Linked DNA regions of Mus musculus: region 1 is linked to region 2. A link is a loop called in an ENCODE intact Hi-C map of the cell type or tissue named here. Cell type or tissue: gastrocnemius. All regions are shown on one strand. Each heading gives the region's core, and the rest is flanking DNA. Links, peaks and the distances in the headings are about the cores only.

Evidence for each region. A loop is a pair of places that touch in the nucleus more often than their neighbours do. Peaks named below come from ENCODE experiments on the same cell type or tissue, not always from the same donor. Only the 100,000 strongest peaks of a DNase experiment are listed, where the experiment ranks them.
Region 1: it touches region 2 in a loop (5-fold over the local background); 13 of 42 quality-filtered maps call a loop at or near these places.

Annotation. Positions count from the first base shown.
Region 1 is chr17:83,275,812-83,278,714 of GRCm38, reverse strand. No RefSeq gene overlaps it. Among named protein-coding and RNA genes, the nearest start is that of Gm24240, 7.3 kb to the right of the region's middle. In gastrocnemius, for the core only: CTCF peaks have their summits at 1,845 and 2,586; DNase peaks (open chromatin) are centred at 896, 1,133, 1,928 and 2,386; H3K4me3 peaks cover 2,211 bases; H3K27ac peaks cover 2,500 bases.
Region 2 is chr17:83,349,405-83,352,307 of GRCm38, reverse strand. It overlaps Eml4 (echinoderm microtubule associated protein like 4), which reads right to left and starts at 1,367. Exons shown (of 23, transcript NM_001379374.1): 1 at 1,069-1,367. The coding sequence starts at 1,093. In gastrocnemius, for the core only: a CTCF peak has its summit at 1,596; DNase peaks (open chromatin) are centred at 1,069 and 1,439; H3K4me3 peaks cover 1,981 bases; H3K27ac peaks cover 2,039 bases.

The DNA.
Region 1 (2,903 bases), core at 287-2,786, 74 kb after region 2:
GCCCCACTTGAAGAATGGTGTGTTAGATCGCTCCATTGAGCTTCAAATATGCCAACCTCCTTCCACCCTTTCCCCAAGCTAGCAGACCACTGAGCACCCTACAGAAAACCTGCATCCATCAGAGGCCCTGGGCCTTATTATTAACCCTTTTTGTCTCAGTTGAATCTAAGAAGAAACAAGTCCCTCCTGAAATACTATATCTCACCAAACACAAGACCTGGCAGACCCAGTTCAGGAAGTCCCACTAGACAGCCACCAGCTTGCTGGGGTAGCAGCCCTCATTTTCTGGAGGCGTCACTTCCCCACTTTCCGGTTCTTTGCCACTAGCGGTTCTGCTGTTAGTAGATTGTCCTAGTAGGTCCAATCAAAATTAAGTGTCACGTTGTATCTTTTTGATACAGGGGCTCATGAATCTCAGACTGGCCTTGAGCTTGCTTTGTAGCAGAAAATGGTCTAGAATGTCTGAGCCTTCTGCTCCTACCTTTTGATTATAGAAGTGTACACCACACCTGGTTTATGTGACACTGGGGCTTGAAGCCAGAGCTTAGGCATGGGAGCAAAGCGCTCTAGCAACTGAGTACACCCTTGTCCCCCTCTCCCTTTTAAACTAAAGGCATTTCTCACCAATTCAAAGAGTGGCCTGCATTTCTTCAAGACACCTCCAGCATACCCTGGTGGTCAGAAAACGAGGAGAGAAGATAAAGGTCAGGGGACTTCTGAGTTAGGAAGAGAGAGCCAAGGCAGGAGATAAAGGCTCAGGATGGGATCTTAGGGGAGAGGAAACTCAGGCCTCTGATACTGATGCTGTTTGCTCCTCCTACTCTGATGGCCGGAAGTGCCCTGCTCAGGCGCGGGCGGGCGAGCGAGCGGGTGGGGAGCCTCTGCCTGCAGGCTCAGACTGCCTGCTGCTGGCCTGCGATATTTATAGTACCTATCTCTCCGGTTCTGTCTCCACCTGGATCTATGAGGTCTATGGCTGCCACATGTGTAGGGACTGTTCTGGGGGGTGGGGGGCACATTATCGATTTAAGTGGCTGGCGCTTGGCCATGGATGCAAGCTGGGATGGAAGCTAAGAAGTCTAAACTGAGGGCGGGCAGGGGAAACGCCAGACTGCAGCTCCTTTGTGCAAAGGGCTTGGTGGTTAGGCCTGGTGAAACCGGGGCTTTCCAGCTCCCGTGTCCCAGCAGCCGCGGCTGTGGGCGTGGTGAGGCAGGTGTGGGTGGCCAAGGATCTGTCTCAGTTTCCTCCCCGCCCTGGTGGCAGCTACTCAGAAGAGTTAAAGGCAAAACTGGCAAGAATTTTTCTTTGTAGTAGGAAAAGAGGGTCCCAGAGAGTTCACGGTGACAATCCTCTTTTCAGACACACAACTACCGGACTCCACGTTTGCAGACCTGTTATCGGCCGTGCGCACCTTCAATTTCCCCTAACCACCAACTACCTCCCTGGTTGCTCTCAGACAGCAATGACATCATTTGAACATATATAAATAACTGACCTCTCTGCCTTCCAAGCAGTGATTGTGGTTCGGAGCACAATGGTTAAAAGCAAGGAGGACTCCATTATCAGACTTTTTAAAGCTACAAAACAAACAAACAATCAACCCCCCACCCCTAAAACAAAACAACGAGAGCACAGGCTGGGCATAGTGGCTCACAGCTTGTCATTCCAGCACTAGGGGAACTGAAGCAGGAGGGTTGCCTACGAGTTCGAGGCCAACATGGGAAACTTTGGCAAACCGTGATAGATAGATAGATAGATAGATAGATAGATAGATAGATAGATAGATGATGCAAAGTGAGAACCCAGTCTAGACCAGGCCCAGCAGGAGTTAGCCACCTACAGGTCTCCGAGTAAAGCCCGCTCTGACTATTTCACTGACAAGCCGGGCTGGAAAGAGGCCAGCACAGGATCTTATGACTGGAAAGCAAAATAAAGAACAGCAGCAACGACCTAGAGAAACGAAAATACACTTGACACTCTGTCTCTGTCTTTCTTTTTCACATTTAACCTTGTCGCAACACAGATGAGTAGGCCGGGGTCACCGTTGCACAACAGTTTGGGAACTAGGTTAAGGAACTTGTAGTTTCAGACCCAGACGCATGACACTCGCGTGGGCGCTAATGTCCGCCCGGCTTTTCCACGCGGGCCGGGGACAGGTTCTGGCTGGCACAGCGGTACAGGTCTCAGGCTGCTGGAAAGGCCGGTTTCGTGGCCTGGGACGAGGGGGCGGCTGGCCGGGATCCGGAGCTGCACGGCGCGGCCAGGGCAGCTGGCAGTCAGCTGGTGCCGGGGCCGCGCTCGCTCACTCGGAGGGAGGCGAGCCGGCCGCATACCGCGGGGCGCAGAGGAAATAGCTGGGATTCCTCCCGCGGCGCCGCGCTCCCGTTCCCGCGGGGAGGATCGGGGGCGCGCGCCAGCGGTCCGCAGGCTCGTCCCCCGCACTGCCCGGGGAATCCTCCCCGAACCCCACCTTCAGCTCCCTAGCCACTCCCCGCCAGCGTGTGGGTGCTCAGAGGCACCGCGTGTTCTGGTCTTGCAGACTCTCCAGGCCAGCCAGGCCTCCTGCTTGTTGGTCTCTGACTGAGGACATGCGACAGCGCCCCTGGGAAGGCCAGCTAGCTGCACAATGGTCCCCACCCCTGCAGAGGATGTACCAGACCGGATGTGCTCTCTGTGACCCACCCCACTGATCTCGGAGCCTGCTCCAGGCAGTGGGCCCCTAGAGGTGCCAGCTTTAGCCTTTGGAAAGCTGTTGCCAGTGATGTGAACATTTCTGTCTAGGCTTCGAAACCGTCCTTGAGATAGGGATTTCCCACTTGGGGTGGCAGGAATGAGGCTAGCCCCTCAGGAACTGCTTGCTGCCAGGTGGTAAGGACGGGGTGATGGAGAAAGGAGGACCCTT
Region 2 (2,903 bases), core at 126-2,625:
CACGAAATGGAAAAAGAAAAGCATCCGACTATACACGCTACTACCACATAAACTAGTCAAATATACAAATCAAACCCAGTCGCTGGTATCACATAACCGCAGTATCAGCAAAAACAGAATCGTTTCTCTCACCGTAACACTGAAATCTCTACAGTAACTGGATTCCAGTGGCCTCAAAGAATAGCCATTCCAGACACAGGTACTGGTTACCCTGGAGTTCTGTTCCTCAAGTCAGTCACAACATTTAGCACCTGTACTCTGGTTAAATGGAACACTGAGAAAACACTTCAGCCAACAGGATACCCTATCCCTTTCTCTCCATTCCACAAAGACAGCATATTCCAAAAATGGAGAATCCTTTCTTTTCCGATTGAGGCCCCCTCTTATGGGTTCATTGGGCAGGATTACTTCTCTCCAGCACGCATGGAGAGCATACTTCTGCTTTCACTCTTAAAGAGGGTCCCCCAACACAGATGCGCCTCTTCCTTCCCTGTATTGAGTAGATGATAATGCTCTCCACCACTGCAAAACGTTCAGGGAAGTGGAGGGAAGCTGTCAGTTACTGAGGGCTACTTAATAAATCTTCAAATATAAAGACTGAAAGGGGTGACTCCAATCCAGAAGTGGGACTGGGGATTCCTACTCCCTCCGGAAAGGCTGCCCCAATCTTGCCTATCATTCCGTTTAAGTGGAGAGATGTACTCTGAGGGAGAGTCTGTATTTGATGAAGGGGTGCCCTGACTTTAACGGGGTGGGGGGGTCAGAAGAAGGTGCTAAGTGTACCGGGAGGGACGTAGCAGCGGCTGGAGGGTCGTTGAGGGGAAGGAGGGCCCCCGCACTGAAGGGGGCTCTGGGAAGAAGGGAGGGTCTGGAGGCGAGGGCTGCATGGGGGGAGGGGCCGCCCGTCCCGGAGGCGGCGGCGGGGCTGCAGCCTCGCGGGGACCATGTGCCGGGAGCGGCGGCCACCCGCAGGGGCAGCCCGGGGAGCAGGGCCCGCGGCGCGCGCGCGCGCAGGAAGCCGGGGTCCCGGGTTACGTACGAGGGGCGCGAGCCCGCGGCCGGACTCACCGAGGCTGCCGGCGAAACCGTCCATCTTGCGGGGACCGCGCCGGGCTCGGGGCTCAGCGGGGCGGGCGCTTCATTCAGCGCCCCGACCGTGCGGCGGCCGCGGGACCTGACCCGCCGGTTCTCAGCGTCGCCCGGCGCGGCTTCCGACTCCCGCCGCCGCCGTCCGCCGGTCAGCCCGTCAGCCCCGAGGGTCAGTCGGTCAATCAGGTTGAGAGCCGCGCCGCCCGCCGCCTGCCCGGCCTCTCTCCCTCTCTCTCTCTCTCTCCTAAGCCGCAGCCGTGAGCGCCGCGCCGCGCCGCGCCGCGCCCCGCCCCCGCGCCCGCGCGCAGCCACGGCTCCGCCCCCGCGCACGCCGTCACGCTTCCGATCCCGCCCCACGTGACGGAACGGGGCGGGGCTTCCCGCGACACGCCCCTCCCTCTCTGCCCTGCCTCCGCAGCCGCAGAGAACTCTTGAGAGTTAGGAGGCTATTGGCTGCTCTTGTGTTCCTGGCCCGGTTTCGCCACCAGGATTCTCCAGCCCGAAACTGGGTCTGAGTGGACGGGGCTCGTGGGTGTCCTGCTGCTAGAAAGCTGACCTGCACTGTGGGATTCTTTCCCTCTGGGAAGCCCGCGGAGCACAGTTCTAGAGTTCTTTTGAAGGGAGGTAACGAGGAGGCTAACGAGTGAGAGGAAAGATTCCCCTTCTTGGGGTTCCCCTCTCCTCTAGTCAGTGAGAATTCTAGGTAGAGACAAGACTTTTTGACCAGCCTGAGGCCATGTCTGCCACAACCGCAGGTTCTAGGACAGAGCACAAGCAAACAATGTTAATGCTGGATGAAAAGAGTTCGTCTTACCCAAGTCTTATGAGGAAAGTGCACGTAAAAGACTGGCTTGGCTTACTCTCCTTTTGTTCTTCCCATCAGGGCACAAAGCCACCGGATAGCCTATCAGGAAACTATAGCACAGACTATTAGTTTTTAAATAAACCTTAGTTCTAGGCTCAAATCTATGAAGTCACCTAACTAAATTTAGGCCTTGCTTTAATTTATTTGCAAATTCAAGTGCTAGACTGTACCTGAGGCTGACCTCTGGCACACGCATGCACAAGCACAACCAAAACTCATCCCATCTTCTTCAACCCTCTAATCTTTTATTATTATTATTTTATTTTTTAAAGATTTTTTTTAAATTTATATGGGTACACTGTCACCCGGTTACAGATGGTTGTGAGTCACCATGTGGTTGCGGGGAATTGAACTCAGGACCTCTGGAAGAGCAGTCAGGGCTCTTAACCGCTGAGCTATATCTCTCCAGCTCTCAACCCTCTGATTTTATCCTCTTTCCTTACAAAGACATTTGAATAGTTTAGGTCCCTTCTAGGTCGATGTGCAGATTAGAGTAACAAAAAACTGTAAGGTGTCTCAGAGACTAAATTAGATATACCTTTTAAAGTAGCTGGGTTAGGAAAAAAATAAGAATGTCTGTTAATAGAGTTGTAGGTTACAAGGAACAAATTGAAGTAAGGAGAGAAGAAATGGGGAACAACAACTGCCATGAAAAGAATTGACAGAATTAAATGGTTGAAAGGATTGTTAAACATCCTTGAAGGATACCTCTCCCCTTTGATGCCTTTTTAAACTTCTTTCCTAAGGGCCTGGGAGTGTACCTCGGTGACCAATTGTGCTTAGTAAATAGGAGGCACTGGGTTTGATCCCCAGCTCTGGAAACAGCCAACAAACAAAATCTAACTTAAAAACTTAAGGAAACATCACAGCAAACCTAGGAGGTCAGTGTTGTAAACAGGACACAGCAAGGCTGAGAGATGACAGTCAGTAATGTGCTTCCCACAGAAGC